Regions from separate parts of the Mus musculus genome. Here regions 2, 3, 4, 5 and 6 are each linked to region 1. The links are chromatin loops, found by intact Hi-C in ENCODE. Cell type or tissue: heart. All regions are shown on one strand. Each heading gives the region's core, and the rest is flanking DNA. Links, peaks and the distances in the headings are about the cores only. Region 1 holds the start of Hnrnpc (heterogeneous nuclear ribonucleoprotein C). Region 2 holds the start of Zfp219 (zinc finger protein 219). Region 3 holds the start of Chd8 (chromodomain helicase DNA binding protein 8). Region 4 holds the start of Supt16 (SPT16, facilitates chromatin remodeling subunit). Region 5 overlaps Ndrg2 (N-myc downstream regulated gene 2). Region 6 overlaps Sall2 (spalt like transcription factor 2).

What was found. Peaks named below come from ENCODE experiments on the same cell type or tissue, not always from the same donor. Only the 100,000 strongest peaks of a DNase experiment are listed, where the experiment ranks them.
Region 2: it touches region 1 in a loop (7-fold over the local background); 11 of 42 quality-filtered maps call a loop at or near these places.
Region 3: it touches region 1 in a loop (2.1-fold over the local background); 2 of 42 quality-filtered maps call a loop at or near these places.
Region 4: it touches region 1 in a loop (2.1-fold over the local background); 4 of 42 quality-filtered maps call a loop at or near these places.
Region 5: a loop joins it to region 1, with 2.2 times the contacts of the local background. A loop is called at or near these places in 3 of 42 quality-filtered maps.
Region 6: it touches region 1 in a loop (2.0-fold over the local background); 3 of 42 quality-filtered maps call a loop at or near these places.

The regions. Positions count from the first base shown.
Region 1 is chr14:52,102,117-52,107,277 of GRCm38, forward strand. It overlaps Hnrnpc (heterogeneous nuclear ribonucleoprotein C), which reads right to left and starts at 1,905. Exons shown (of 9, transcript NM_001170981.2): 1 at 1,773-1,905. It also overlaps a transcript of Rpgrip1 not described here. In heart, for the core only: CTCF peaks have their summits at 1,364 and 3,001; DNase peaks (open chromatin) are centred at 2,155 and 4,835; H3K4me3 peaks cover 2,015 bases; H3K27ac peaks cover 2,390 bases.
Region 2 is chr14:52,017,682-52,022,842 of GRCm38, forward strand. Zfp219 (zinc finger protein 219) reads right to left here and starts at 3,052. Exons shown (of 5, transcript NM_027248.2): 1 at 2,842-3,052. It overlaps Tmem253 (transmembrane protein 253), which reads left to right. Exons shown (of 7, transcript NM_001033805.3): 3 at 70-180; 4 at 273-329; 5 at 861-971; 6 at 1,051-1,197; 7 at 1,525-2,106. The coding sequence ends at 1,605. In heart, for the core only: CTCF peaks have their summits at 1,803 (motif pointing right), 2,080 and 2,995; DNase peaks (open chromatin) are centred at 1,200, 2,080, 2,440 and 3,020; H3K4me3 peaks cover 2,546 bases; H3K27ac peaks cover 3,238 bases.
Region 3 is chr14:52,255,358-52,260,518 of GRCm38, forward strand. It overlaps Chd8 (chromodomain helicase DNA binding protein 8), which reads right to left and starts at 2,403. Exons shown (of 38, transcript NM_201637.3): 1 at 2,321-2,403. In heart, for the core only: no CTCF peak of the experiment used is centred there; a DNase peak (open chromatin) is centred at 2,514; H3K4me3 peaks cover 2,293 bases; H3K27ac peaks cover 1,810 bases.
Region 4 is chr14:52,193,661-52,198,821 of GRCm38, forward strand. Supt16 (SPT16, facilitates chromatin remodeling subunit) reads right to left here and starts at 3,579. Exons shown (of 26, transcript NM_033618.3): 1 at 3,425-3,579. The coding sequence starts at 3,490. It overlaps Chd8 (chromodomain helicase DNA binding protein 8), which reads right to left. Exons shown (of 38, transcript NM_201637.3): 38 at 4,491-5,161. The coding sequence ends at 4,932. In heart, for the core only: CTCF peaks have their summits at 2,182 (motif pointing left) and 3,897; a DNase peak (open chromatin) is centred at 3,661; H3K4me3 peaks cover 2,621 bases; H3K27ac peaks cover 1,906 bases.
Region 5 is chr14:51,902,185-51,907,345 of GRCm38, forward strand. Ndrg2 (N-myc downstream regulated gene 2) reads right to left here. Exons shown (of 15, transcript NM_001145959.1): 11 at 5,062-5,113; 12 at 4,765-4,812; 13 at 4,506-4,541; 14 at 4,329-4,380; 15 at 3,087-4,122. The coding sequence ends at 3,956. Among named protein-coding and RNA genes, the nearest start is that of Ndrg2, 8.7 kb to the right of the region's middle. In heart, for the core only: a CTCF peak has its summit at 2,687 (motif pointing left); DNase peaks (open chromatin) are centred at 843 and 1,797; H3K27ac peaks cover 576 bases.
Region 6 is chr14:52,307,681-52,312,841 of GRCm38, forward strand. Sall2 (spalt like transcription factor 2) reads right to left here. Exons shown (of 2, transcript NM_001244916.1): 2 at 3,497-5,161. The coding sequence ends at 5,042. It also overlaps a transcript of Mettl3 not described here. Among named protein-coding and RNA genes, the nearest start is that of Mettl3, 5.1 kb to the left of the region's middle. In heart, for the core only: a CTCF peak has its summit at 2,849 (motif pointing right); no DNase peak of the experiment used is centred there.

The DNA.
Region 1 (5,161 bases), core at 1,162-5,161:
AAACAAAAAAGACATGCAGAAGGCTAATGTTTTTTTCCTTTAGAGAGGGTCTATACCCCAAGCTGGACCAAGGATGGCCTCAAACTCTTCCTACCTCTATCTCCCAAGTGCTCAAATTACCAGAGTAGGCCATTTACATTCTATGAAGTATGCTTTAAAGTATAATTTGTATAGTTTAAAATTAGTACCATATTTTTTTTGTGACTTAAACCCCAATTGTTTTTCTGTGTACCCCTGGCTGTCCTGGAACTCACTCTACAGCAGGCTAGCCTTGAATTCAGTTATCTGCCTTTCTAGTGCTTAAAGACTATGCCAGCACACACAGTGAAATACCAATTTTATAGTACGTTTACCTAATAAAATAACTCCCAATTAAATATGATACAAAAACCCCATACTCTTAGTACCAGGGATTGAATCCAGGTCTTCCTGAATACTAAGCACTAACACTAGGCTACATTAAAAAGAACTCAACACCTAGCCGGGCGTGGTGGCGCACGCCTTTAATCCCAGCACTCGGGAGGCAGAGGCAGGCGGATTTCTGAGTTCGAGGCCAGCCTGGTCTACAAAGTGAGTTCCAGGACAGCCAGGGCTATACAGAGAAACCCTGTCTTGAAAAACCAAAAAAAAAAAAAAAAAAAAAAAAAAAAAGAACTCAACACCTACAAGAGAGAAACTAATTTGTTTTTAAGCACGGTTTTACTATGTAGTCCTGGGCTGCCTTGCAATGGGTAAGGGGTCCTGTCTCAGAGCCTCCACAATACAAAGATTACTGGCCTGCACTATCATACATAGCTATAAACTGCCTTTTTGAGTTTTAGAGGGATAGGACTAGTACTGAGGTAGCTGTAAACCCTTGCTGTGCCTTTTAATTATTGTTCCCAAGTCCAGCTTGAAATTTTTCTGCTAACATCCGTGTCAGGTCCCCTCCCCCCAAAAATAAGCCTTTCCCCCTATTTATTTATTTACGAAACAGAGTTTCTCTGTGTATCCTGGGCAGTCCTAGAACTCAAAGAGATCTGCCTGTCTCTGCCTCCCAAGTGCTGGGATTAAAGGCGCGCACCACCTAGAAACTCAGTGAAAATACTTGACCTGTCTAGTACGATCCTGTCAACCGCTTCTAAGGCTCAATTCTCTCTATGACAGTAGTACCTACCTCAAGTTCCACTAACTTATGATTTGTAACCTGCAGATAAAATGTGAGCTGTAATTATTCCAATTAAAATTAATCTTCCGCACTTCCCTTTACAAACACAAGCACTCCGACTTTTAACCATTTTACCCCTAGAGGAAAAAAGTAATGATTACTCAACCTATTGTTAAAACGCCGTTCAGATGCCATGTAGCCAGCCTGGAATTTAGAAGCTTCCAGTCCGACACCACCATGTTATCGCTCCCCTACCCCCACCCAGCGTCTATCTTCGGAAGTGATAACGGAATCCGTAAGATATCCCCGACAATTACATCAACAAGCATTTCGTTCTTCGCTTTCTTGGTCCCCCCTTGGAATCCCTGATGGGCAAAGAAAATCAAAGTAGCCGTTAAACCCGAGCGCGCAGACAGGGTATTTTCGTACGCACCGTGGCCTGGAGGTCACTAGGTTGACTCCGCGCCAAGGCCGAGGCCCTGTTGCCTCCCGCATGAGACCCAAGTCCCCACCGCACGGGAACAAACGCGGCCTCGGCTTCTGCCGCGAGGCCGGTTTCCCCCTTACACACGCTGGCGGGGCCCAGCAGCCCAGGGCCTCCCCTGCACTCGCCCCCTTCGCTTACCAAAAGGAAGGAGAGAGAGAAGAGACCGCCTCTCCTACTGCGAGTCTACGCCGAGACGCCGGAGCTACAACAGCGAAGAACCACACGACCGTTCGCTCTCCGTCTCCTCACAAAATGGCCCCCGAGCTCCTCTGCCGCCGAGGCGAAAGTCCAGCCCCCGCCTCGTTCCTGGAGGCGTTCCTATTGGCTGTGACTTTTCTCGCTCCCGCTCCTAATTAGCGAGCGCTACCGCTCCTCACAATTCCGTCCAATCATAATCCGAGGTGGGTTGGGCTAATTGCGAGAATTTCCACATGCGTAACAGAGGCTAGTTAGTAATTGGTTCAGCTTCATGCCACTTAGTGACTGACGGATGGTTATTGGTCAATGTACCAGACGGAAAGCTGGGTGGAATTTTCGCCTTTGTATCGCGCACAGCTTCTCATCCGGGTATCCGGCGGATCTGACTGACGGCCGCATCGTCCTATCAGTGCTTCTGAGAGCTCCCAGGTCCGGCCAGATCACCGCATTTCCGCGGCGCGGGGGTGGGAGAGCCTGGGTGGAGTCTGGTAGCGGGTGCAAACGGCCTGCCCTAGCCCCAGGCCTAGGAAAAGGGAAACGCAAACAAGCTTCTGAGAAGGGAGGAGAGTTATCTCTAGGCCGTCTACTAGCTCTGCAGTTATTATCAAATTCAGATCCCTTCTTTCTGCCAGATTCTATAAGCTGTTGGGAGGACATGGCCTTCTCAGTGAACAGCTCCCCCTCCAAACCAACTGGGTTCTGTAGTTCTCTCCTGCAGGAGCAATTACCCGACCTCCTATAAACCCGCTTCCTTGTCCCAAGTCGCCACACAGTCTGCAAACCCAATGGCCAGCCACCTCAATTTCCCACTTTCTAGAATAGACTACTTAATCCCCTCAGGTTTGGTCTGCCACTAAAGCTCTGGTTATACTGTAGGAACATTAAATACACTGAAATGTATATATAGCTTACGGAGAAAAGGAGATTGTATCCCAGAAAAATTTCCTGATTTTTTTTAATCTTTAGATCTTTAAACCTTTGCCTTTTTCTTTCTTTCCTTTTTTTTCTTTTTTTTTTTTTTTTAAGAAAAAGATTTATTTACTGTTTTTATATGAGTACACTGTAGCTGTCTTCAGACACACCAGAAGAGGGCATCCGATCCCACTACAGATGGTTGTGAGCCACCATGTGGTTACGATCAGGACCTTTGGAAGAGCAGTCAGTCCTCTTAACCTCTGAGCCATCTCTCCTGCCTAGCCTTTGTCATTTTCAAAAGATTTATTTTATGTAAACCAGTCCAACGAGTTTATGTGTTCCCAATTTTACATCTTATTTTTAAAAAGAAAAGTTTGGGCTAGGTAGTGTTTCAAGTGCAAGCCAGCCTGGTCAAGTTTCAGGACAGCTAGAGCTATAGAGTGAAACTCTATCTTGAAAAAACAATAAATATAAGTAGGTAGGTAGATTGACAGACAGACAGACAGACAGATAATTGGGGAGCCAGAAAGATGGCTTAGCAGTTAACAACAACTGCTGCTCTTCCAAAAGACAGAGGTTCAATTTACAGCACCCACAAAAGGGCTCATCGTATAACTCCAGTTCCTGGAGGTTCCAACACCCTCCTCTGGCCTCTGGGCACCAGGCACACACATCATACACAGGACTCTTTTTACAAATTAAACAAGACTCAGTGATCGGGAGCTTGCTTAACACACCCAAGGTCCTTAGTCCAATCCCCAGTACAACAAAGTAAGAGACAAATAGAGAAAGAGTGGAGATCTGTGTGTTGCTGTTAGGGAAAGCTTCTATTTCTCTCTCTCTCTCTCTCTCTCTCTCTCTCTCTCTCTCTCTCTCTCTCTCTCTCTCTCTCTCTCTCCCTCTCTCTCTCTCTCTCTCCCTCTCTCTCTCTCTCTCTCTCTCTCTCTCTCTCTCTCTCTTCCCCCTGAGACGAGACGGGGTTTCTCTCTGTGGCCTTGGCTGTCCTGGAACTCACTTTGTAGACCAGGCTGGCCTCGAACTCAGAAATCCACCTGCCTCTACCTCCTGAGTGCTAGGATTAAAGACGTGTGCCACTGCACCCGGCTTATTTTTCTCTTCTCTTTTCTTTTCTCTTCTTTTCCCAGACTGGGTTTCTCTGTGTAGCCCTCCTGACTGTCCCGGAACTCACTTTGTAGGCTGACCTTAAATTAGAGATCTGACTGCCTCTTAAGTACTGGGATCAAAGCTTTGAGCCACCGTGCCCAGCTCCTAGTTTACATTTAATTGTTTATTTTGGAAGGTACACTAGTAAACAAAAGAAAACCTGCGCTGATTGGTTCACCCTTTACAAGTGAGTCCTAAGGATTGAACTAGGGTCAGCAGGTTTGGCTGCAGGAACCTCTACCCACTGAGCCATCCCAGTGGCCCTAAATCTATTATCATCATTATTAGCATTTTTATTAAAGCAAAACACAAAGCTAGGTGTAGTGGCCCAGGTCTTTAATCCCAGCATTGGAGAAAGGGGCAGGCAGATCTTTGAGTTCAAGACCAGCCTTATCCAAGCTAGCCAAAGCTGTCAGAGAGTCAGACGACAAGACTGTTCAAACATGAGTTTAAGCCAGGACAAATTCTTTATTAGGCAGCTGGTGACTACACTGGGTGTTCAGAATTCCAGTGTGCCACTGAGCCCTTCTTGGGATGAGCTTTGTTACCGTTGTTTATTGCTTTTCCAAGACAGGGTTTCTCTGGGTAGCCCTGACTGTTTTGGAACTTGCTCTATAGCCAAGACTGGCCTCCAACTCACAGAGATCCAACTGTCTCTGTCTCCTATGGCTGGGATTAAAGGAGTACACAACCGCCTGCCTGCATGAAAAGGGAACCCAGTTAAGATTTGGTTAGGCTTGCTGGCCATTGAACTCCAGGATCCTTGTGTTTTTACTTCCCTGGTGTTAGAAACAAACAAGCAATAATCTCCGACGGAGCTCCTAAACCGAGGCGAAGCAGTTCTGTAAAGTAGTTTGCTTTGGTGGGGGAGGTGCGCCTGAATCCAAACCGGACTAGCAAGCAGGAAGTTCGCTTTGTTTTTATGCTATTTATTTGGCAGGGTTGCACTATGCAGTCTATAAGTAGACCGGGCTGGCATCCAACTCACAGTGATCCTCCTGACTCTGACACAGGCGGTGACTGTGTCTTTCCCGTGGGCTGTGTTTCAAGACTGGGCAGATTCTAAGAGACTTGGGGAAAATGACATGAAGGAAAGGAAGAACAAGACTAGCTTTAGGCCATCAGGTTCCAGAAATACAAAGGAGGGAAGATGGGTGTGTAAACAAATGATTTATGGGCTGGTGAGATGGTTTGGCCGGTAAAAGCACTGACTGCTCTTCTGTAGGTCCTCAGTTCAAGTCCCAGCAACC
Region 2 (5,161 bases), core at 641-4,640, 85 kb before region 1:
ACGAGGAAAATACTGTGCAGAGGGAAAAGTCCCCAGTAGTCCCCTCTAACTGCCCTGTCTGGCTTCCAGGTGAGCCAAGTGTGGCTGGCAATAGCTATGGTCCCCTTTACTATCTCAGTTTCCTGCTTGACCTCTGCCTGTCACCTGGTCACAGCACTGCCACTTTGGCCCGGAGCCTCGGTAAGACCCACCATAGGGAGGGTGAGAGAAAGGTTGGGGGGGGGCCTCTCTAACAAAGCTAGAGTTCACAGTTTGCCCTTCTAACCATTTAGGGCCTCCTCACTGGCATTATCACCCTTGAACTCCGAAGAGCACCTTGCATCTGGAAGGTGAGACAAGAGAATAGAGGCCTCCTCCCATTCTCCCAGTGCACACACACACACACACACACACACACACCTCAACCAAAAAAGGGATTTATCCTCTCAGGTGTCTGTCCCTGACTGAAGCAATTAAGTAAGAATGTCAGAAAGCTAACCATCCTGTTTGAAAGTAGGGAAATAGGAGCAGACATTTGTTAGTTGCTTGTTTGGTGTGTGTGTGTGTGTGTGTGTGTGTGTGTGTGTGTGTGTGTGTGTGTGAGACTGAACCCAGAAACACATGCGCAGTAGGCAAACACTAGCCCTGGGCTAAAGCCTCAGCCCCCACCCCCATAAGTTACTCAGGATGGTCTTGAACATATCCTGTAGCTCAATCAGGTCTTGACCTTTTGATCCTCCTGCCTCAGCCTCCCAAGTGTCGGGGATTACAGGCCTCCACTAGTCCTGTGCCTGAGTTTTGTTTTCAGCTAGGTCGTAGGTGGAGTTTGAGTTTGCAGTGAGTCTCCCAAGCTGGTCAGGGCTGAGCTGGCTCACTGGTAGGTGCGGGCCATGATGATATCCAACACCTTCAACCTGATCTTGGGCTTCGTTGCGGTGGTGATAGAGGTGATGAAGACAGCCTTGGGAACTGCCTCTATGGACTCCTCCCAGGTACTGGTAAATGAAGGCGGAAGGGCAGAAGAAAACAGGGGCTATACCCACAAAAGCATCCTCACCCTACGACCTGCAGTCGACAGGGTTGCTGGTGCTGGAGCTGAGCGCGGAGGCCTTCACCCTAGCGGGAGTGCTGGTCTCCACATATGCCCTGTTCTTGCTGAGCCAGAGGAAGCCTGGATACTTCAAGAGGTCAAGGCTGCAGTACCGGGAGCTACAGGAGGTAGGGGGTACAGGGAGGAAAGCATGAAGCAGCCAGCTTCCAGCTAACTTTTAATCTGGCTGTCCTTGTCTGTAGGCTTAAGAGCACATAGTAGGGCCGTAGGGAAGTGAAGGGCTGAAACTGATTGGCTTTCTGGCATTGGACGTTAGTTCCCTAATGATGTTTGTGAAAGAATTGGGTATTTAATGACTGGAGCTACACGCGTGCATAAACGTTAGGAAGCTGCCATAATGTACTATTGGAAAGACTGGAAAAACTGGAAGGGGGTTGCTTCTACCCGGGGTTTCCCCTTGGTTGACCCCAAAATTTGCTCGCATCTGTTTTCAGGGCCTCTCTGAGATGGAGGAGGTTTCTGGTTTGGAGAATGGTCCCGTGGTGGCTAGCACAGGAAATAGGACGGATGAGTGAGTGGGCAAGACAGGTGCCACTGTCCCCCTACGCCAAGGGGGACATCTCCAGGCACTTCTGCGTCTTGCACCTCCCTTGGACTATAACTGGACTTCCCCCAGAATGTGCCTGAAGCCCAGAGTGCCCTCAATTTCCCCTCAACCCAGGCCCATTTCTCTTCTCTTCCCCACTAGAGGGAGATAATTTCTGGACTAGAGACCTCCCTCACCTCACGCCTCGTCAAGCAGCTTCCTCCCTTGCATTCTTCGACTTCTTCCTCCCTGCCTCTCCATCCAGCTTCATTTCACATCTGCCTCCTCTCACTGTTCACCTTTCACAATCCCATCCACTCCAAGCCGGGTTGCTGCACCAGCCAACCCAGAATCCGCGTCGGTTGTGCTCCAGGTCTCCCTTGGATCCGGGTCCTGCCTAATTCACCCGAGACTACAAATCCCAGGATGCCCCGCTACCCCGTGACCTACTGCAAAATAAAGAGCCTTCCCTCGGCGGCGGGGGCGCTGTGCATCTGCTGAGTGACGCCAGGCGCTGGGAGCAAGGCCTAGCCGAGTTTTCCTCGGACGCGACCACTGGCCCCGCGTGCGGGGAGGCGCCGGGAGGGCCGTCGCGCACAGAGGCGCCGCCACCGCGGCCAGGTCACCGCCACCGGCTGCGGGTCTCTAGCCCTCGTGCCCGCAGCTGCCGGTACTGACAAAGGCTGGGGGTCGGCGCCGGGCCAAGCCGCGCTTCCCCTGGTGCTGCCGCCGCGCCCCTCGCGCGAGTGCCCAGGTTCAAAGTCCTGAGACTTGGAGCGCGCGCGAGAAGGGGGTTGGAGATGATGAGTCAGAGGCGCCGGCCCTCCTCGCCCCCTCCCCCCCGGGCCGGGAGCTGGAGAGGACAGGCTGGCTGGGCAGGCGGGGGTACCGACCTAAGACTTTCCCGCCTCTAGCGAGCACGCTGGTGGACCGAGCCCGCGTGGCCGCCACCCTTTCCAAGGCGGGAGCAGGACTGCGCAGGCTCAGCCTTTCGGCCGCCCCCGGCGGGCCTTTGATCCCTGCAGCGGTACGGTCGCTGAAGCTCTTTTTGTACTGTGCCCACACCACTTATGACCTCTGCAAGTGTACAAAGATGATAGACTCGGTTGGTTTGGGGGAGCGGAGAAAGCCCAGGAAAACGGTGGATCCCAATAGCACCGGGGAGAGGGGGGACAGCTTAGTAGCTGCTAAAAAGTAGAGATTGACTAGGCCTAAGAGAACTCACCCCAAATTCACATAGTGCCCGGGATGGGTGTTCGCCTCACATTCATTTTTGTTCCCACTTGAGAAGGCTTCTTTTCCCTAGAGAATGCTGCTTCTCCGGGCTCAGGCAAGCCCAGGTACCAGTGAGGCTAGAGCGCAGCCTGGCTGGCTTGCCTTGACATTGCAGTGGCGCCAGCTGCAGATCCTTTCTGTTTGTGACACCTTGGGAGTGGTAATAGTCGCCCTATGACAAAGTTACGTGTGAGTATTAGTGGGTGGAGACAGATCTGGGATCAGGCTCTGGAATGGAGAGAACGCAATCCGGGCCTCCTCCATGTTTTCTCTTCCCCCAATCAAACTGCAGGGATAGTGAAGGGCTCTGAGAAAAGAATATTTTTCTTCAAAGTCAGGACGTAGTGGCCAAAGAAACTATAAAGAGAAAACAGCAATTAGCTGTCTTCCAGCTTTTACCGCGGTAATCGGAAACCTGGATATTGCATTCTGCATCTTAAGAGAAACTCAAGGACCGTATAAATGGGTCTCTTAACAATGCTGAACACTCAGGGCCAAAACCTCTGGTTTTATTTCTCATTACTTTGTGTCCAGAATAACCGACAAGGGCCTTTGTTCATTGTAAATTATTAAGATCCTAAGATGCTGGAGGCTCAATTTTTTTTCCTTTTCTTTTCTTTCCTTTTCTTTTCTTTTCTTTTCTTTTCTTTTCTTTTCTTTTCTTTTCTAAAAGGCAGGGTCTCACATGTATCTTTGCCTGCCTGGAACTTGCCATGTAGACCTTGATCCACATGCCTGTAAGTGCTGGAGTTAAAGGCACGTGCCACTCACCATGCTTGACTGAGCCTTACTGTATGAAGACCCTACTGTGTCACCATAAGTTTGCCTCCCCCACTACATCGTGAACTAAGTGTGAAGAATTGTTTATGAATTCTGCAGTGCTGCTCGCCAAATGGATACATGTTAACTTCCATCACAATTGGTTGGCCAAATTAAGTCGTAAAGCCTCACTCAGTTTCCTGGGGAAGATACTATAGAATATGAGGGGGAGCAAACAATTTAAGGAAAAGGTTGGAAATTTGTGGTGAAGCTTGAATGGCTCCGCAGTTGGGATTTGTCTACTAGCAACCATGCCTATTTCTCCTTGTTTAGTTCAGTGAGCTTCCGTGTGAAATTCTTAGTGGGAGAAAAACAAGACCAGGCGTCAGGAGACCTAGATTCTGGCTCTGTTGCTTGAGCGCATAAGATCTGTCTGAACTACACTTCATTTGCATGGCCATTACACCATGCTTCTTCTGCTTATCTTACTGAATCATATGGCGAAAATAGAGTCATGCACAAGACCTCTAAAATGATGAGGCCCTTGAGAGGTGGAAAATAAATTGTCTAAGAAGGCAGATAATGGTGTAAGTGAGTGAACTAGATTGCCTGTGAAGTGAGAACTGCTGGGAACTCAGCAGTACACACTGCTAAATGGATGTCTGTCCTCAACTCCACCAGCTACTGCCGTGGGCAGCTCTGGCTCCGGTAGTGCCATGGTTTCCGGATTTGAATAGAAGTCAGAAATTTAGAACACTCTTATTTTAAGTATTAATAATAAAAAAAATGTTTTTTTTAATTCAAGGGTCAGATTCAGCCTATAGTTCAGTAGACTGAAGTGTCAAGTTCTGCATTATGCAAATAGATGGCAAAAATTTGGGTTGAATCCTGGCTCTCAGAAGGCAGAGGCAGGAGGATCACTCTGAGTTCAAGGCCAGCCTGGTCTACAGAGCTAACTCTAGGACCTCTGGGGCTACACAGGAAAACTCAATTGTTTTGAAAAACCAGAAAACAACTAGAAGAATTGGGGGGTTGGGATGTACAGTGCGGTTTCTGTAGCTCTGGTGAAACACACCTGTGTTGGAGGGGTTAAACATGAAACTACCCCTCTAGACATTGCTTTCCAGGAAAAGGTCAGTTTGCCTGCGGGGGGGTGGGGGTGGGGGGGGATATTTTGCAATACTGGAAGAGAGTTTTGATGGTCAGCTGGGAGTGGGGTTGGTAAGGGAATGTGGAAAGGCAGGTACATTAGCATATAAATCAGGAGATTGCTTCAGGCTCCTCCTCTGTCTGTTACCTTTTGCATGCTACAAGCCAAAAGGGAGTCTTCTCTGTTTCTCATGACTACCCTCGCCACCCTGACTGGGCCAGAGTCCCTGGCTACTCTAGAATTCTGCATGGCTACCATGCTCCTAGTGACCACGCCATCTGACCCATTCTGCACCGATCTGGCAGCCTCTATGGAGGTCACCCATTTTATTTCAATTAGAACTTAACAAAAAGAGATTGTG
Region 3 (5,161 bases), core at 890-4,889, 150 kb after region 1:
TCCCGTAACAGAAACCCTTAAATTAACCCTCAGTCACAGTATGGCTTAAGCAAATTCTCTTTTCAAAGGTGACATATATAAAAGTTTCCCTTAAAGAATCCTCTCACCACCCTCTCTTACCTAACAGAAACTGCTCCTTCACACAAAAGTCATTTTTAACACAAAACTCTGCCCCAGTCCCCAGTGGGTATCAAGCCCCATCATCCGGAAGCACTGCAGAAGAGGTTGTCCTAGGAAATACTACATGGATGTCTTCTGGCAATACAAAATCAGCTCAGCAGCTATATTCTCCATCTACTTCTAAAAGGATCTGGTCAGTTTGAGAATTGGGGGAAAACAAAAAAAAAAAAAAAAAAAAAAAGAAAGAAAAAACAAAAATCAAAGAGCCAGCTACACAGATTAAACACTTGGAAGACAAGAGCTTAATTTATGCATTCCTCCACCAAATCCTTTATTCCTGCGCTTCTGAGATTACAGCTTTAAGCCTTCGTTGAGCCTTTTTCTCTTTCTCCTTTATTTGGTGTGGGGAGGGTTCAGACGGGTGGTGTCTCTTCTGTCTCTGTGTGTGTGTGTCTCTCTCCTCTCTGACCAGTATCCTTTGCCTTGTCTGGTAGTCTTTGTCATACCACTCTGACTTGCAACAGCTTTTAAGTAGAACTCTGCTGTATTTCTTATCATAACCTTTATTATCTTAACAGCTGGAATAACTAAGACAGTTCAAGTAATGTTTTCCATTTTCAAGATTTTGGTAGTAGTGAATTTGTATAATCTGAGAACTTGGGAGGTAGAGATATAAAGACCAAGGTTTCAAAGTCATTAGTGAGTTGGAGGCCAAGCTGGACTATGAGAGACTGTTTCCAAAAAACCAAAGTAAAATAATCAGGGGTTGTGGTGGGATCCTTCATCTCAGAGCCCCCCCCCCCAGCCCCAAATGGCCAGCATTACTAAAAGATATGACACCCAAGGAAAAACAAGTTAACAAAAAAAAAAAAAAAAAAAAAAAGAAGAAGAAGTTGCCCACTTCCTGCCCTAAGAAATTGATTACAACTTGTGGAACCTGCAGGGTGACCATAAAAAGATATTTTTAGGCAGAAGACACTCTGTAATCAAAAAGACAATATCCCAGCAGGGGCCAGAGGTGCACGCCTTTAATCCAGGCAGAGGCAGGAAGATCTCAGTGAGTTAGAGGCCAACCTGGTCTACAAATGGAAAGCCAGATATCCTTTCAAAAGAAACAACAGCAACAACATAAGGGAAACATTCAAATTGCAAATCCATGTCCTAGAATCTGATGTGCCCCCCCAAAACGACCTCAGTTGGCACTAAGCCAGTCTCTGAGTTAACAAACTCAGAACAGAGATTCTGTGGACATCGATGTGATGGCAGAATGCAGCAAAATCGCTAAAGCAAGGTCCTCACTCGTGTCTGAGATGTCTCACTGTGTCTATCTTTTGAAAGAAAATTACGTAGCGTTTAAAATCCGACTTCTGGCTCACTTTGCTCACTCACTGCGAAGACTGGTTCACTACATACCTCCTCTGGGAAGCCTTTAACGACGTCAGGACTGCCCCTTAAAGAGGCGCTGCTGCGTATGCACAGCTGCAGCAATGGCAAGCCGACTAGAAACAGGTAAATTAAGACACAAAAAAACCAAAACAAATTTTAAATAATATTCGCCAAGAGGCAGTCCTCCTCTAGTGAAGAGTTTACATAATGTGTCAGAAAACCAAAGAGCTCTGCAGACCTGTCAAGGAAGACACAAGACTTGTGCTGTTCGTTTCCTCGTCACCTCTACTTTGCAACAGCCCCGCAGAAATTGGGAACATAATAAATCCGAACACGTTCACCTCAGGCTTCCCTACCCACATTTACTAAAAACATTAAAGATAAGAGAGGAGAGGGAAAAAGAATCCAGCCAAAACAAACTAAAACCCTGGCCTCGCACTTCTGACTCCAACGTATGGAGTAACCTAACCGAGCAGGGGAGTTTTTCTTCTTGGGAAAGGAGGAAGAAGAAAAAGGCAACTGTCTCGAATGTGCGCCTCGCCCAGCAGTGCCATGACAAGCTCCAAAACTCCACGCTGGCCCTAGCAGCTCCCTCGCGGCCCGTCCCAGCACGGCCCCGCGGCCCGTCCGGTCCCCAGCGCCTGCCTCTCACAAAGGAGAGTGGTTCAGCCCCGAGCATCCCGCACCTGATCACCGCTCGGCGCTGCACCCGCATGGGTGCGAGCGAGCGAGCAAGCGAGGACGTTGTTACCCCACCCACTACCCGCCCAGGCTCCGACGAGGCTTGGTGGAGCCGCGCGTGCCGCAGGCTTACCTGAGCCAGTCCTGCGGCTTCCTTCCCTGGGCAAGAGTTGCAACCCACCGTCCGGGAGAACAAGGCGCCTTCCGGCGGAGCACGGCCAGCCCTCGCCGCAAGCAAGCTTGCTAGTCCTCCATGCGCCTGGGCCCGCCCACCGCCCTCCATCTACCAATGGCGTGGCCGGAGCCGGGCGCCATCCAGGAAGTCTCCGAAGGCTGGGAGGGCCTGAGGCTGGGAAGGGTACGTAGGCAACCGCAGATATGCCTGCTTGGAAATCGGAGCGGGCGGCGGGCTGGCAGGCCAGGCCTCTGACCCCCGCCGCTGGGGGCGCTGCAAACCCGGACAGCACCTGCTACCTGTCTCGGGAGGCCATCTTGGGTCGACTGGCTTGGTGATCTCCCACGATTACGTATAGGAATGTGAAGGCCTTTTTGGAGTTCTGTTGGTCCGTTTTGGTCCAGCCCCTACATGCCCTCCTCTCATGTACTCAGGATGCCTGTCAGTCATGGGGAGGAACTCTGGAAAAACGTTGAACAAGACTGGAAACAAGCCCCACCACCTCTTAAACGTAGGAATGATGCTGGTTTATCAAAGAAGCCAACGATCAGTTTTTCTGAATGCCACTTCTAGGGTGATCCTTGACAAGCAGGATTATCAACACATAATCGACACGGGTTTTATAGCCATTCTACTTGCTTATCTATGCACGTTTCAGATTTTCCAGTATTAGAGTTTTGTTTGTTTTTTTGAGACAGGGTCTCAATATATCAGGCTGGCGTTAAACACAGAGATATGGTATTTGAGGCATGAGCTACCACGCCCTAGACCAGTGTTCCGATTTTAGCAACCCAAAATTCTGAGTCATTTAGTAATATCGGGAGTGAGGAATTTCACTTAAAAAGCAAAGGACCTTAAATTTACCAATAGTTCCAATTACTACGCACGAATACACACTGGGAAACAAGACTTATCAGAGGTACACTGACGGAGTCATTTATTCTGGAAAGAAGCAAAATTTCACCATAGGTCAAACTACACTGAGAAAGGTGTTCCTGCATTTTCTAAAGTTCTGCCGACTACATTTCCATACAAGAAGGGTTTTTTGGTTGTTGTTTGTTTGTTTAAATACCAGTATTAGAAAACTCGAGGAAGCCGGGCGTGGTGGTGCAGGCTTTTAATCCCAGCTCTCGAGAAGCAGAGGCAGGCGGATTTCTGATTTCGAAGCCAGCCTGGTCTACAAAGTGAGTTCCAGGACAGCCTGGGCTACACAGAGAAACCCTGTCTTGAACCAACCCCCCCCCCCCAAACAAACAAACAAACCTGAAGGAAGCTTGAGCAACACAGCAAAACCTGCAAAATTTGTTTTTAAAGAGATTTATTTATTTTTATAAACTTTGCTCTTGTCATTTTCCCTAAACAATATAATTTGTCAACTATTTGCACATCACCCGCACTGTTTTAGGTAGAATCAGAAATGATCGCAGTGTTGAGAACAACGTGTGTAGGTAGTTTGTAAATATACATCTCTGTTCCTGAGGGACTTTGGTGCCCACAGATTTTGTTATCCATGTGGTTTGGGGGGATCCTGGAACTAGACTATCATAGATGGAGAGACAACCATATTTGCTGTGCTACTTCCCTCTGGGGAAACTGAGGTATAGGGAGACCCGCTGACTCCTGGGGCTAACATGAAAGTAGAGGGTCCCTGAACATCAGGCCCAGGGTTCTGACTCATGTGCCTCAGTTTGCCCATAGATTTTCTTTTTCTTATTTTTAAGATTTATTTATTTATTATATGTAAGTACACTGTAGCTGTCTTCAGGCACCCCAGAAGAGGGCATCAGATCTCATTACAGATGGTTGTGAACCACCATGTGGTTGCTGGGATTTGAACTCAGGACCTTTGGAAGAGCAGTCAGTGCTCTTAACCACTGAGCCATCTCTCCAGCCCATTGTTGTTTTTAAAGATATATTTTTTAGATTTTAATGTGTGTGAGTGAGATTTATTAGCCGGGCGTGGTGGCCGCACGCCTTTAATTCCAGCACTCGTGAGACAGAGGCAGGCAGATTTCTGAGTTCGAGGCCAGCCTGGTCTACAAAGTGAGTTCCAGGACAGCCAGGGCTATACGGAGAAACCCTGTCTTAAAAAACCAAAAAAGAAAAAAAAAAAAAAGAGAGAGAGAGATTTATTGCAGGGCACGCCTTTAATCCTAGGATTTGGGAGGCAGATGCAGGCCGATCTCTGAGCTCTGATCTACAGAACTAGTTCCAGGACAGCCAGGAGTACACAAAGAAAACAGTTTTTCTATTATATTTTTAATTTTGTGTATATGTATGTGCATGAGCACTGGTTGGGCCAGAGAGCAGAGATGTGGGTTTCCCTTGGGACTGGAATTACAGTGGACATGTGTGGCAAGGAACTGAACTCTGGTCCTCTGCATGACCAGTTCATGCTCAGCTCCTAATCTATCTCTCTCACCCATCAAACATCGTTAAAATACACTTTTTAAAGAGACATTTCAATGATTAAAATAATTTTTCAAGCAGTAACATAATTGTGCCTATACCTTTAATTCCAGTAGTAGGGAGCCAGAGGCAGGTAGATCTCTGAGGTCAAGGACAGCCTGGTCTTCTATAAAGCAAGTTCCAGGACAGCCAGGCCTACACAGAGAAATCGTGTCTTGAAAAACAAAACAGCAGGCGGGGAGTGGTGGCGAATGCCTTTAATCCCAGCATTTGGAAGGCAGAGACAGGTGGATTTCTGAGTTTGAGGCCAGCCTGGTCTACAAAGTGAGTTCCAGGACAGCCCTAAAAAAAAAAAAGAAAGAAAGAAAGAAAGAAAGAAAGAAAGAAAGA
Region 4 (5,161 bases), core at 448-4,447, 91 kb after region 1:
TAAGGGATGAGAGCAGAGACAAGAAGAGAAAAAGGGCCACGTGATCCAGCTCTAAGCCTATTTTGTAATGATAAAATAACAAATAAGCTTTTACTTATTTTTAACTGACTTATCAATGAGACCACAATAAAACTGTAAGCCTTGGGGCTGGTGAGATGGCTCAGTGGGTAAGAGCACCCGACTGTTCTTCCGAAGGTCCAGAGTTCAAATCCCAGCAACCACATGGTGGCTCACAACCATCCGTAACGAGATCTGACTCCCTCTTCTGGAGTGTGTGAAGACAGCTACAGTGTATTTACATAAAATAATAAATAAATCTTTAAAAAAATTATTATGAAACATTTAAAAAAACAAAAAACAAAAAAAACACTGTAAGCCTTTACTCCCCCTCTCCTCCAAGCACACTTCCTGCTTTGAAGAGGCCCCAGGTCTGGTTCCTAGCAACCTCATGGTGGCTCACAACAGCATGATCTCCAGTTCCAGAGCAGCGGATGCCTCTCTCTGGCCACCATGGACACAACACTGCCTGCATGAAGTTGGCACATGAAAAGATAAATATGCATGCGTGCAAGCCACTTATTCACATAAAAATCAAAACAACAAAATCAGGAGCTAAAGAATAGAGGCAATCCAGCATTGAAACATCCCATGATTCAACAGGCCCACAGAGCAACCTGGCTGAGGAAACACTATGGAAAAGGAGTAAAAGAAAGTAAACAAATAAAACAGAATGTCAGAATTTTAGAATAAAAGACCAAAGAGAAACCTGTTGTGGTGCCAGGAGCGGTGTTTTAATCCCAGCACTCTGGGAGGCGGACCTCTGAGAGTTTAAGGCCAGAAACTCTAACAGAAAACAGAGACACATGGAGATAAATCAAAGTAACTTACTGCTTTGCTTAAAGTAAGTAATGCAGGAACTAAGTTTTTAAAAAAAATCTGAAACTATGAAAATATCTGCCTACTCTCAGAAAATTCTGAAAAAGAAAAGACAGCCATAATCAAATCTCAGCAAATGGTAGGAAGCAGCACAAAAGATCTGATACTACAGCTTACCCATTCTCACTGCAATGGACTCTTTTTTTGGGGGAAGGGTCACAGCTACCCACTACCTCAAGCTTAACAGCTGGCAAATAACCACATGAACAAATGCATTGGGTTAGTATTTCTTTTGAAAACAGCTGCAATTCTGGCACTTCATGTAATTCTTCAAGACAAAAAGCAGATGAAGGAATCTGAGGTCTGTTCATAGAAAGGTCTAGTAAAATAATAATTTTTTTTTTTGGTTTTTTTGAGACATGCCCAGTTCTAAAATAATTCTTAAATTATTAGTAGAGATACCAAAACTCTGTACCCCTTACTCCTTAAAACAGCCAAAAATTTAGGAAAGATTTTTGTTCAACCCCCAGTAAGCAGAATAAATTGATTTAATGATTAAAATCACAATGATGAATAGGCTGGAAATCTACCCCATAAATAGAAAACCCACAGGACGATCCTGTAACCCACTTTCATAATCTATCACTACCACCTAGGATTTCCCAAAGCAGAAACAAGACAGGCAATGAAAACCTATTTTACTCTTAGCAGCTCTGATGTTGAAAATAGAAAAGGTAGGACTGGATTAGACTCAATGTTTCAGGAATGATGGAAAACAGATTGGTGAGATGGCTCAGCAGATAAAGGTGCTTGCTATTTCGATCTCCTGATCCCAAATAAAGATATATAACTTGAAGACAAATGACTCTACAAAGATGCCTTCTGATCTCTATACATAAGCAGTGGCACTCATACTCACACATCAATGACATTGGAGTAGGTATTGTGATGACTTACATAGCACAACATGTACATACATTGGATGCAAATATTTCACCAAGATCCCAATACCAAAGGATGACATTCAGATGAAAGTTTAATGTATCAAGCCTTTCTACTCAAAAGCATGCTGTGTTAAGTTATGAAAATTATAATTAAAAGCTATGTTACTGTAACAGCCTTAAAAATAGCTTGATGAACTCTGGAAATAGAGAAAACACCAATATGTTTTTAAGGGGCTAGAAAAATGCCCAGTAGTTAAAATCACTGGTTGCCCTTCCAGAAGACCAGGTTTCACATGGACCTAAACAGCAACTAAATACCTTCTGTAATTTCAGTTCTAGGGTATCCCACGCCCTCTTCTGGCCTTCGCAGGCAATGCATGCAGGGTATACACAAACATACATGAATGCAAAATACCCATAAATATTAAAAAAAAAAAAAAGCTTTAAAAGTTTATTATTTCAGGGCTGGCTGTAGAAACGGGGGCTTTTGATTATCATCATTGCATACATCATAACACAGTGACAGTAAATATTCCCTGGATAGGGATATAGCTTAATGGTAAAACACAGAGGTGGTGGTAGGGCCAATCCTCAGGACCAAACAATATAATTTTGTGATAGAGACCACTAAGTCATCTAAAAAAAATTAGCCAATAAAGTGAAAAACCCTATATTATTTTCAGCACGCAATGCATCTTGCTTAAAAGATACATAGGCTTTTTTCTGATGAGGCAGGAAAAACAACCGACTTCAGTAAAGGTTCAATTTTATTTACTAAATGACGAGCCGATTGATACAGTCTCACTATGAAGCACAGGCAGGCTTGAAACTAGTCATTTTCCTGCCTCAGCCTCAGAAATCATGGGATTACATGCAGGAGCCAAGAATGGAGAGGACCAATCAGTATAAGATAGTTTACAAAGCTGAAACCGGAGTTGGTATTTTTTCAGAGCATTTTCGGCTTTCTTTTTTATCAGTTCTATTTCCCCTCACTCACAAGGTTCAGAGCCCAGACGATAGACCGTTCAGACAGTATGAAATCAATCAAACACTTGTGAAGTTAACAAGTTAACTAGCAAAAAAGTAAGTTTGAAATTATGATTATAAAACAGGGAAACTGCCCAATCTTTGGAGAAGCCCTGGAACTTCCACAGCGTTTTCCTCAACACGTGCCCCCGGTATGCTGCCGACATGGGAAACCGGCTTTGAGGCGTCCCATCAATTAATTCTTAGGAGAGCCCGCAGGTTCCCAGCGCTGGGTCTGTGACCCACGCAGGGCCTAAGGAGAAGCAGCGGGGCGCGGGAGCAGCATTTCTCAACTCCAGCAGAGGCCGGGGAGCGGGGAGCGCCAAGAGCTCCGGGCACAGCTTTCGCGCCCCTTTCCCGCAAACGGTAATTGTGGCGGGACCTGGGCGGGCCGCTGTGGCCGCGGGGCGGGCCAGGCGCGTGCGGACCCCGCAGGCGCAGCACGGCGCGGCGAGCCGGACGCTGCCGGGGCAGGCGGGAGCGCGGCGGAGCCGGAGGTTTCTGGCTGAGGGGGAAAAGGGCGCCGGGAAGCAGGCTATTATGGGATGTGGGGCTCCCGGGGGCGCGGGGCTCCTTACCCGCCAGTTACTGTACAATCTCTTCACTCGCCGGTAGTACGCGTCTTTGTCCAGAGTCACAGCCATTGCCCTGGACGCCGCTTCCCGTCGGGCTCCGAGAATCACGCGAGGTCCCAGCTCCGCCACCCGCGCTCGGCCCGGAATCCCGCACTCTCTGTGACCCGGAAGTACCGACCGCCCGGTATCCCCTTCCGCTTCCGGGTCCCTAGAGCGTCGAAGATTTAAAAAGCGAAAAAACCAAACCCACCGCTCGTTCCGTAGGGTGGCGGGAGGAAGGGCAACCGAGGACGCAAAAGTGAAGTCAACAGACCGAGGTGCAGCGCGGGCTCGCGGGCTCTGGAAGCTCTCTCCGGCGCCAGAGGCTCCCGTCACGTGACCCGCCCACTTTCCGAGCTCCGGGCGCTCTGGGCGGCGGGCAGAGGGAGGGGAGCAGAAAGAGCGGGACCCGCGTGCAGCCAGGCGCAGGAGTGAGTCCTCTGCCCCAGGGCAGGCCAGTGACCGCCCCGGGGAAGGCACTCTCAACCAAACACTGCACCCCAGAGGGACGGAGCCCACCTTCGCGAATAAGCTGCGCGGTGGGCAGCAGAGTAGGAAGGAAAGGTTCTGTTTTCCTTTAAGAGATGGGCCGGTAGGGTGGAAGGAAACAAATGGCTCGGAGTGGCTCCTAAACTTTGTAGTTCTTTCCAGCCTCGCGAAGACCCAAGTTGTGAAGGCACCCTTTTTGTCAGCGTGTACTTTTGCTGTATTTCATGAAAAGCCACATTATTCTCTGGCTTTCCCCAAGAATAGTTATCCTGACTAATTGAAAAAAAAAATATGGCTCTTGAAATTAATCCTCGTTTAAGAATGTGAAGTACAATTCAAAATATTTTACCTCTTTATCTTGTATCATTTCCTTGGCTTTAACAAACGGGATAACCCGCCATTATATATGCCTATTGAGGACTACAAATGGCTTTTCTATTAGTTGCAACAGTATTGAACTGTAGGAGAATGGTGTTTAAATTACGCAGCAAAAAACAGTACTTATATTGTGTTTAAGGAAACAGAACATAGGAAGAATGGAAAAGGATTAACTTAAATTTATTAATGCCAAGGGGAAGGAAGGTAACAGTTCCTGACCCTCCAGCTGTAGCCACAGTTTGGCCAGGAACAGGCTCTGCCAGAGGCTAGGGCCAGCGCTACATAGTCTGTGGTTAATGGAGGCGTCTGGGGAGGGGTGAGCACACCAGCTGCTCTAAGCTCCTTTGCTTCCCCAGAAACGAGGAAGTGGTCATTTATTATTTTTTTTTTTTAGGAGTTCCCCTGCCCACCCAATCCTCTCAAAATTGGGAGCAATTGGGTACAAGTTTTTTGTTTTTTTTTGTTTTTTGTTTTTTTCTTTTTCTTTTCACCTCCTGAAGTCTTGGGTTTCCCCATATTGTTCCCTGCCCCTCCCACATTTCCAAAGTCCAAGGGCCAGAGTAAGGGATTCCAGCAGCCACCCATCACGGGTCTATATGGGGCTTCAGTCGTCAGCATCTTCACTGGAGTCTGAGTTGGCTGGCATCATAGGGTCATCAATGAGTGAGAAGTCCCGTTCTGAGCTGTCATAGCCCTGAGATAAATCATCATCTTCTTCATCCTCCTCTTCATCATCGTCCTCAGGTTGCAGTGTTGGTAACCGCAAGGCAGTACCAGAGGTGGTAGTAGCTGGTGAAGAAGGGTAGCCAGTGGTTCTCAAGCCTGGATGGTGAT
Region 5 (5,161 bases), core at 469-4,468, 200 kb before region 1:
TTACAAATTCCCAGCCTATATAAAAGATGGTTTGGGGTTTTGTTTGGTTTGGGTTGGGTTTTTTTGTTTGTTTTGTTTTGTTTTGTTTTGTTTTGGTGATTTTTTGTTTCTTTGGTTGGTTGGTTTTGGTTTTGTTTTTTTGTTTGTTTTTAGTTTTGGTTTCTGGTTTTGTGTTCGTAGTGACTCTACCTGGTCCTATCAGAGTATACCCTATATTTTCTATGAATTCACCATCATGAGGGAGAGTTAAATTGCTCCGGGCACCATATATCCTTGCTGAACCCTGAGTCTCAGGTCGGAATCCATCCCTCTTTTCAGGTTACTCCTGACTTACCTTTCAATGGTGCTGTTCCCACTCCAACCTTTCTTCTGATCTTGGTTTCACTTCTGCCTACTGTAAGGTCTGTACAATTATATATTGCTTAAAGACAAGGATATGTTCTGAGAAGCATATATTCAGTAATGTTTTTGTCGTTGAGAAAACACTGGAGAATGTGCTACACAACCCAAGAAGCCATTGGCGTCTGTAAGAGAATACTGTGGGTCTATTGTCACATAAGTGGTGAGATATATGTAGGGCTGGCCAAAATGTCATTATGAAACTCATAAGAGCTTCAAACTGACTGTAAGGTCCTTTTTCACTCTGTTCTGATTTCTCATTCTCTTGAGCTGTTTCTTACCTCACCTGCCCCTAATGTCTGGAAGACACTCAAATTCCTTAGGAAAAAAACAAGATTCAAAGCAGGTCTTGGTTTCAGGGCTGCCTTATGTTCATGAACAATAGGGCTGTAAGACTGGGGGCTGGCCACAGGGCGGCGCTGTGACTCCACAGGTGAACTAGACTATGTAGGTCCAAAAACTAGGGTCAACCAGAGACACCAAATGTCCTCCCCCAAGTTCCTGCAAAACACCTCTTCACCTGCCTTAGATTCTGGAGCAGAAACACCTATAGTTGTATGCACATACATGTACACTTAAATGAAATGTGAAAATCACTCTGCTAACAGTACTACTTTCGTAGGCAGATACCAAGCAAAGATTCCTCTTCCCTTCCATAATACACAACAGCAGCTCTACCAGTAAAGGCTGGTTGAGGTCTTAGGGCTTCACTTTTTCCTTACGTTGGGCTAAATGACCCCAGTGATTACATGCTTTGCATTCTTTCCCTGTGGCATTTCAGCAATCTTTTTTGTCTGACCCAACACCCATCCAGCAGCTAACTCTAACCCACTAACGCCCTCTTCTGACACTGGCCTACAACATGGAAATAGGCTTAGGGGTAAGGCTGCAGCTCAGTAGTAGAGCACTGGCCTAGCACGCACAAGGTCCTGGGTCCAATCCCCAGCACAAGAAAGAAAAGCCTCAGCAACAAGGACACAGTGGCTCACTACCGTGTTGGAATGTGAGCACTTGATGTCAAGGGGCCCAGTTTCCCACTCACTGCCATTGAAGAAATGCGACAGTTGGGATTTCCATAAAGCAAGCTTTAATGATCGCAAACAATATTCTATCTACATAATTCATAAAGTGCTTTCTCCTTCATATTTGTGTGTGTGTGTGTGTGTGTGCGCGCGCGCATGCGCATGTTCACAGTGTACTCCTGAGTGTTTATGTCTGTACACCTACGTGTGAAGGCAGAGGTGGACTTTGGGTTGATTCCTCCATCACTCTACGCCTAATTTTTTGAGACTGGGTGTCATCCAGCCCAACCCTCTAAATCAAACAGCCACCGTTGTCACTCCTGCTTGTAAAAGATCAGCACGCCTGGGCGTGTTGGCACGTAGGCAGGAAGCAGGGTCACAGGACCCTCACCTGAGAACTCAGCCCTTTGTGCCAAATTCCATGAGGCCTGGGAGTCCTGGGGAGGGAGCAGTCTACAGTCTACAGCCCAGGGAACACTAGACGAGAGCTCCACCTGAGCCGCAAACGGGGAGTCACCACCTAGGCTGGGTACAGACCTTCCAGGGTACCTGCCTTAAAGTTACCCATAATCTCTATGAAAGCTTAGTGAACTCGGTGGCCCCCCAGGGTGAACTCTGATAGAGCTGAGCTTTGCTTTGTTATTGGGGCGTCATGAGGAGACATACAGTGCTTAGCCCCACACCCTCAGGAAGAATGTTCTCTCAATACTAGGTCCCAACTGAAAATGGTGTCCACTGATGGGCTAGGCTAGCCCACTAGTGAGCCCCTGGGGTCCTCCTGTCTCTGCCTCCCAGCCATGGGATTATACGTGCACAGTCAAACCCAGATTTTTTTTTTTCAGTGTATGCTAGGGATCAGAACACAGGTCGTCATGGTGGCACAAGGACTGTACATGCTGAGCCATCTCCCCAGCCCCCTCCTTTTGCCTCGAGAGTCCAAGAAGGAACCTGCGACAGCTACAAGACATCTGAATCCCCATGGTTGTTACTCATAATTGCTTAACGGCCTCTTACAGAACCATCATTTTGCTCCCAGATCCCCTGGAATCCATCAGTGAGTAAAATCCTAAAAAGAAGTCCCTTTGACTGTGACCTTCTTGAATCACAAATAGGATGAACTTATAAGCAGCAGTGCCCTGTGGTACGTAGCACTCTGTGTCCGAGTTTACTCTCTTGCTGAATGATCCATCTAAAATGTACTCTAGGTAACGCAAAGGTGACATGGAGGCTCACAACCATCCTTAAAGAGATCTGATGCCCTCTTCTGGCAGGTATGAAGACAGTTACAATGTACTTACATATAATAAATAAATATATTGTAGCCGTCTTCAGACTCCAGAAGAGGGCATCAGATTCCATCACCATGTGGTTGCTGGGACCTGAACTCAGGACGGCTGGAAGAGCAGCCAGTGCTCTTAACCGCTGAGCCATCTCTCCAGCCCCTCAGTCGGTTTTCTTAAAGGACATGATATTGATGACATCTCTACAACAGCTCCTCTTTCCCAAGCTTAAAAATGCTATTAATAAAAAGAATGACACCACTTTCTTGGCTCCCGTGGTCACACTCTGTGCAGCTTTTATACCCCACAAGCCATCCCAGGTGCTTTCAGAGGAACAAGGAAAGGCAAGCAAGGGGCAGGGTACAGGCGCATTCAGACCCGGATTAACAATGCTGTTCAGTTTCCTCTATAGTTTATTGTCACAGCAGAAGTTGTGTGAGACAGGAGGTCACGCTCTACACGTCACAGTATGGTCAGAGCCTGAGGTAGCTCTTCCCACCCTGATGCCAAGCCCCAAGCAGTCGGACCTAAGCTCTTTCCCTTAGTCCCACTTTAGGTGCACGCTGACAGCTATCCAAGTTAGTGTGGCCAAAGGACCCGGGCCCCTCCCTTCTACCCCAGCTTCAATGTGTTTACCACTGTTCTTCACGGGCCACCATCTCCCATCCTTTCTTTTTACATGCTGGATATTTCTATCACATTAAGGATCACTGACCCACCAGCAAACCTTCTCCTGATAAACATTCATTTGGGACTATTGCCTTCAGAGAGGCCTGACACATCAAGGCAAAGCCACTGTCAGCTTTGGGGAAGGAGCTCCCCATCTCTCACCATCAACCCTACACACACACACACACACACACAACACACACACACTCTCTCTCCTACCCTTGCAAATATGGGCTAAAGAGGGGGAGTGATGGAGGCCCCGTGTCAGCTAGAACAGCTCATTGTTCCTCATCTATAGAACCTAGGTCAGGGAGAGAACATACAAGCCTTCTCAACACCAAAATGGAAGAGGGGGTAATTTAGGGGGCCCAGATCTCTAAGAGATATTAGGACACCTCACCTAGGAGCTAGAGGATATCACAGGTTAAAGGTCAAGGTTAGGGTAGCAATTAAAGATCAAGGTCATCTCCCTGCACAATCTGCCCATTTTCCTTGCTTACTCTGGCCCAGTGCCCTGATAACACCTCTTAAATTAGTGTTGCAGGAGGTGAGGGCTGGGATCCACACCAAGGCAATGAGGGTCATTCAACAGGAGACTTCCATGGTGTGCCCTGGGGGTCCAGAAGGGAGAGTCCCAGACTCGCTACTCTGCGACAGGGTGCGGGATCGGGACCGACTGCCATCGATGGATGCTGCACTGGTCAGAGATGCTGTGCGAGACCGAGATAGGCGAGTCATGCAGGAAGAGGCCACTGTAGACACACAATGATAAGCAAGCCATCAGAGATGAGTGGGGAAGACAGCTGGTAACTTCTAGTGGGGCCTAGGTGAAGACAAGAGCTGCGGCCAGAGAATCAGCGAGCTTGCCTTGTAAGATGATGAGTCCAAGAATTAGCCTAAAACAGGTCTACCCTCACAGTGGGAAGCCCTTCCTAATACCCTCTGTCCCAATACTCACTGTAGCCCATGCCTTGCAGGAAGTACTTGAAAGCCTCTGTCAGCTTGCCGGGCTGTGGGCATATTACAAGGAAAGAGAAGAGAGAGAAAGAGATGGTTAGATATCTTGAAAGTCACAGCAATGGCAAAGGGCACAACACGTCCCATTTCCTCGTCCCAAGATGGGCACTATACTCACCTGAGTCAGCTGTGGCTGACCTCCAGAGTCGGCCATCTGCTCAGGAAGGAAACACCCAGGGAAGAAGGATACATGGAGATATCAGACGATCCATGCCGCGGGAAAGGGGCTCTCTCCTCCCAGGTCCCTCACTCAGCCCCTTTGTTCTCCTCTCCCTTGACCCACAATGAACCCACAGGGCTTAGACACTGGAATTTAGAGTATGTATGCTCCTGGACTGGGGAGCGGGGAGCAAGTGAGGCTTAGGAGGCCCGCTAACCTTGAGGAACGAGGTCTGTGTGGGGTCCAGCTTTGAGTTACATTCCACCTGGAATAGGTAGGAGACTGAATGAATCAGGTCGCCCTCTCCACAGCCCTCCAAGGGACCCCGATCTTTTCCCTTTCGTCAGCCCCTACCCAATTACATCTTAACCCAAGTCAAATTCCTAAGGTCCTAGAGTTGCTCCTCCTGCCCCAGAGTTTTCGAGTTTGCAGCTTGGCAAGGTCCACAGCTTGGGTGAACCCAGTGTTGACAAGACCCCAACATTCCCTCACTACCCCAAAAGCCACCACTGACCACGGCATCTTCATGAGGTGCTTGGTCTCCAACCACCAGCATCACAGGGCACCTAGGGGCACGGGGTCAGGGAGAAGACAGTGAGCCTTGTACTCTCTCA
Region 6 (5,161 bases), core at 528-4,527, 200 kb after region 1:
AGTTCGAGGCCAGCCTGGTCTACAGAGTGAGTTCCAGGACAGCCAGGGCTACACAGAGAAACCCTGTCTTGAAGAAAAACAAACAAGACAAAGCAAAGAAGGAAGGAAGAAAAAGGGAAAGAAAGAAGAAAGGAAGAAAGATGGATGGATGAATTTGGGTGACATGGGTAGAATTCTCTGAAAGCAAATGCTGAGACCTTGAGAAGAAAGATGCAGGTCTAAGGCTCTGACAGAGCAGTGGACGCTCTGGGAACTGACTACTTATTAGAGTCCCAAGTGTTTGCTTGTTTCTTGTGCTTGTTCTATTTTTGGCCAAAAAGTAGAAGAGAGTCAGATAGCCAAAGGTTGTCACTTCATCAGGCTCTTTGAAGACAGCTGTTTTTACAGGGCATCTCAAAAGCAGTACATCTGTATGCCAAGGGGAATTTAATGGATCTTACAGAGGTTTGTAAAATGTATCAGGTTGCTGAGTGGATTGTGTTTAAGAACAGTTCTATGGTGGACTTGTTAGTTATCTCTAGGATCTCACAGGACATCCCAGTGCTATAGGTGAGCCACTGCGCCTGTCTGAATCTGAGCCTGAGACATTGTGCTTTTATCTTTTAAAGCCAGTTATATTCTTTTAGCATGAAAGTTTAGTGATATTATGATCTTATAAAGGGGGAAAATGCTGGGTGGTGGTGGCGCACACCTTCACTCCCAGAGCTCAGGGAGGGATCTGAGTTTGAGGGGATACACACACACACACACACACACACACACACACACACACACACACACACACACACACACACATATAAAGCTTTGCCAGAAATTAAAAACAAAAGCTGGGGCTGGAAGGATGGCTCAGCTGTTAAGAGCACTGACTGCTATTCCAGAGGTCCTGAGTTCAAATCCCAGCAACCACATGGTGGCTCACAGCCATCTGTAATGGGATCTAATGCCCTCTTCTTTTGGTGTGTGTCTGAAGACATCGGCAGTATACTCGCATACATGAAATAAATCTTAAAAAAAAAAAAGCTGTTTTTCCCTACTTAACTCCCCCAACTTCCCAGGATTCCCATGTGTTAATGAGGGCCTCCTGCACTCCTCTGATAGGAACATCTAGAATCAGATAGCTCTGTTTTCTTAGCAGAGTAAAGAATACACTTACTCACCTCTGTCTTTCTGGGAGCCTCCTGTCAGAAGTAGCAGAACAGCACCTCACCACCAAAGACTGGAGTCTCAGGATCTAGTTCTTTTATAGAGTGTATGTGGTCCAAGGCTAGCCTTCCATTCCTGCGACTCCCACTCCTGCATACCAGGAATGCAATCCTCTATCACCCCACCCAACTGGACCTGGGTTTTTGTTGTTGTTGTTGTTACTTAATTTCTTTTTGAGTTGTCTCGTATGTATGTCCAGGTTGGTCATCAACTCCATATACAGCCAAGGATAACTTTAGATTCTTGACCCTCCTGCCTGTTTCCCAGTGCTGTAGGTGAGCCACTGTGCCTGTCTGAATCTGAGCTTGAGACATTGTGCTTTTATCTTTTTTTTTTCTTTCTTTATGGTTTTAGAGCTTTATTGTAGGGAGGTAGGGAAAAGAAGGTAGAAAGAGGGAGGCCATCCATGGCCGCATTGGGGGTGGGGTGGGGAGAGGAGGGCTAGAGACGAGAGTAAGGAAGGTGAGAGCTTCAAGAGCGTGCTTTTATCTTTTAAAGCCAGTTATGTTCTTTTAGCATGATGGTTTAGTGATGTGATGATCTTATAAAGGGGGAAAATGCTGGGTGGTGGTGGCGCACACCTTCAACCCCAGAGCTTGGGGGGATCTGAGTTTGGGGCAAGCCTGTAGTTCCAGGACAGCCAGGGCTACAAAAAGAAACCCTGTTTTGAAACAAAACAAAAAAGGAAATTATTTATTAAATACCACCTCACACACACATATATGTATATATAATTTTAGAGATACAGTTCTTGACACTGGAGGTGGCTCAGCAGTTAAGAGTACTGACTGCTCTTCCAAAGGATCTGGATTCAATTCCCAGCACTCACATAATGGCTTGCAACTGTATGTAACGCCAGGACCTACATAGATATACATTCAGGCAAAACATCAATATCAATGCACATACAATTGAAAAAAAAAAAAAAAGACAAGTTTCTCTGCTGGCCATTGTGGCTCAAGGCTTTGAACCAGCACTTGGGAGGGAGAGGCAGGTGAATTTTTGTGAGTTTGAGGCCAGTAAGACCTACCTAAAGAGACCCTGCCACTCTCTCTTCACACACATGCACATGCACACAGAGGTTCTCATGTATCCCAAGCTGATCTCTGATTCACTACATCACTGAGCATAACTTAGACTTCTTTCGTGCATACTAAGAAAATAATCTACCAAGAGCTACACCCCTAGCTCTTTTCTTCACACTATTACTAATTTATATTATTATTTTTCAAGAAGATGTTTTTCTACATAGCTCTGGCTATCCTGGAACTACTACTTGTAGACCAGGCTAGCCTCAATCTCAGAAGAGATCCACCTGCCTGTGCCTTCCCAGTGCTGGAATTAAAGATGTGTACCACCATCACCCAGCTTGCATTATTGTCTTTAAAAGTTATTTTATTTCGTAGCCGGGCGTGGTGGTGCACACCTTTAATCCCAGCACTCGAGAGGCAGAGGCAGGCGGATTTCTGAGTTCGAGGCCAGCCTGGTCTACAGTGTGAGTTCCAGGACAGCCAGGACTACACAGAGAAACCCTGTCTCGAAAAACCAAAAAAAAAAAAAAAAAAAAAAGTTATTTTATTTCGTATGTTTGTGTCTGCTTGAATGTGTACTTGTATGACGCATGTGCGTGATACCCACAGAAGCCAGAAGAGGGCATCATATCTCCTGGAAATGGAGGTAGCAGATAGTTATGACTCACTACTTGGGTACTGGGAATTGAACCTGGGTCTTCTGGAAGAGCAGCCAGTGAGCCAGGGCTCTTAACTGCTGAGCCATCTCTCCAGCCCTTTGTCTGCATGCTTAATAGCCAGATCTTGCTTTACTGGTAGAACCTTTTTTCCATCTCTGATTACAATGTTGGATCTCAAACATCATAAAGTACTATTATCTTGATCTACAGATCCACTGTTGTCAGTAGGCTGCTTGAGGTCTGGGAAAGACTGATGAGCAGCCTCCAAACTCAAACAAAACAACACACACACAACAGTTGTGTTTTGGTAGGAAGTGGTTAAAAAAAAATTCCTAAAGGAAAACCTAGACATTGCCTGTACACTGGGCAAATATCTTTTGAAAAACAGAATCTGTTTTTAAAAACCTCCCCCCCCCCCCCCAGTGAAATGACATCCATTGGAGGTTGTTTGGGAATGAGGCTGACTGAGGAAGTTAAGTATTTTTACACCATATGTTCAGCTTTGGCAGGAGAAAAGGGTGGGAAGAGAATCTCTGAATTCGGGAATGCCAACATCACACCCCATCTGGCTATTTAGTCATAAAATAAGGAGAAACACACAAAAAACTTGGCCAAAACACCTTTAATGATGAAGGAAAAAATTCTAGTATCTCCCCTCTCGGCTCTTACACATTTCACTGTGTTAGGGAGCTCTGGAGCCCACTACTTTAGAGAATCATCATTGACAACAGCTAACAGCAAAATTCAGTCTTCTCAGAACACCTGTTCCACAGGATCCTATGTTAAGAGTAAATACTACATCTCACTACAAGACAGAGACGGGGGGAAACCACTTGAAGCTCTGTCTCTCAACTTCTAGAAAAAAAATAAGACATAAGCTCTGGCCCATGGTCAGGCAAAACTGGGGGAGGAAAGGGGTTTTGAGAAGACAGCAAGGGAAATACAAGGGGTGAGGGAATAAAATAGGGAGTCATCTAAAACTAAAAACATTCTAGTGACAGGAAGCACACACACCCCCATGGCCCCTGGTACCTCTGCATACCACATCACCATTAGCTCAAAGAAAACGTTCATACTCACAAGAGCTGAACATCGAGTCCCCTTACATCAAGTCCTGTTCTTCATCAAATAGATTCCCAGCAATGCCTGTTTTAGCAACAACCCTCAACTCCCCATCATTGCTTAAATAATCATCCTCACCAACAGGATTCTTTAGAGTTAGAAACTTCATACTCCCTAAACTATCACACGAGAGACCTCTTGGTAGGAAACCTGCTTGTTGGTTGAGCGGACATGATGGGAAGCTGGAGTAGTCCTGGCATCTTGACCAGCCACTATCTTTGCCTCCATGTGGCGAGTCAAGGAACATACTGCAAAAAGGATCCCAGTCCTTCACTTGTCCCTACCTTCTAGGGTGAGTCACCAATTGCTAGAATATCTTTATTGCCAGCACTCTCTGGAGCAGGGGGGAAGGAGAAAGAAGTTATAGTTTCTTCTTTCTTCCGGTGTGCTTGTTGGGCACAGCCTCAACTTCCGGAGGCTATGTTCTCTGCCTCTCTGGATCATGTCACTGGAGTCACCTTGTGAAACACAGTTCCTGGGCTTTCACAGCAATGATGGTACTAGGGCCCGAGTGGCAATGCAGGTAGGTCCAGAACTCCAGGGCTCAGTGGAAAACTGGGTAGTGGTTGCAGAAAGAAACCTACCACCCCTTACAAGCTTCTCAAGAAGGTCCCGGCCCTAGAAAGTCTTGCAGGGTGGTCAAGATCACCAAGGAGTAACGCTGGGCCTTCCATGGACAGTTGCCAGCCCCTTGGACCAAGGCTGCCACTCCAAGGATGGGGGTTCTAGTATACCTGCCAAAGGGAAAGGGAGAAGAGGAGAGAGCTCCCCCTTGAGAATGTAAAAGCTATAGGGAATTTGTTTCCCTTAGTTACACAGAACAAAAAGGTGATAAAAATTTCTTAAGGGGACATTCTCTTTCAAAGGCAATTGTCAAGCTCAGGGACTAGAGAAGAAGCCACTAGAAACATCATGTCAGGACTTGAGAAAGGACAAGAGGAGGGTGAGTAAATCTTGGAGGTTCCTCTATGAAGCTCTCAGGTTTCTGCTCTCTGAGTCATAGAGGACCAGGTACAGAAAGCAGGCTCATGGCATGGTGGGGTCATCTTTTCGAGGGAATGGGGAGAGCCCTGGAGAAGGGATGGAGGAGGAACAGCCAGGGACCAAGGAAAGAGTAGCAATATTCTGAGGGCCATGGGGTGCAAA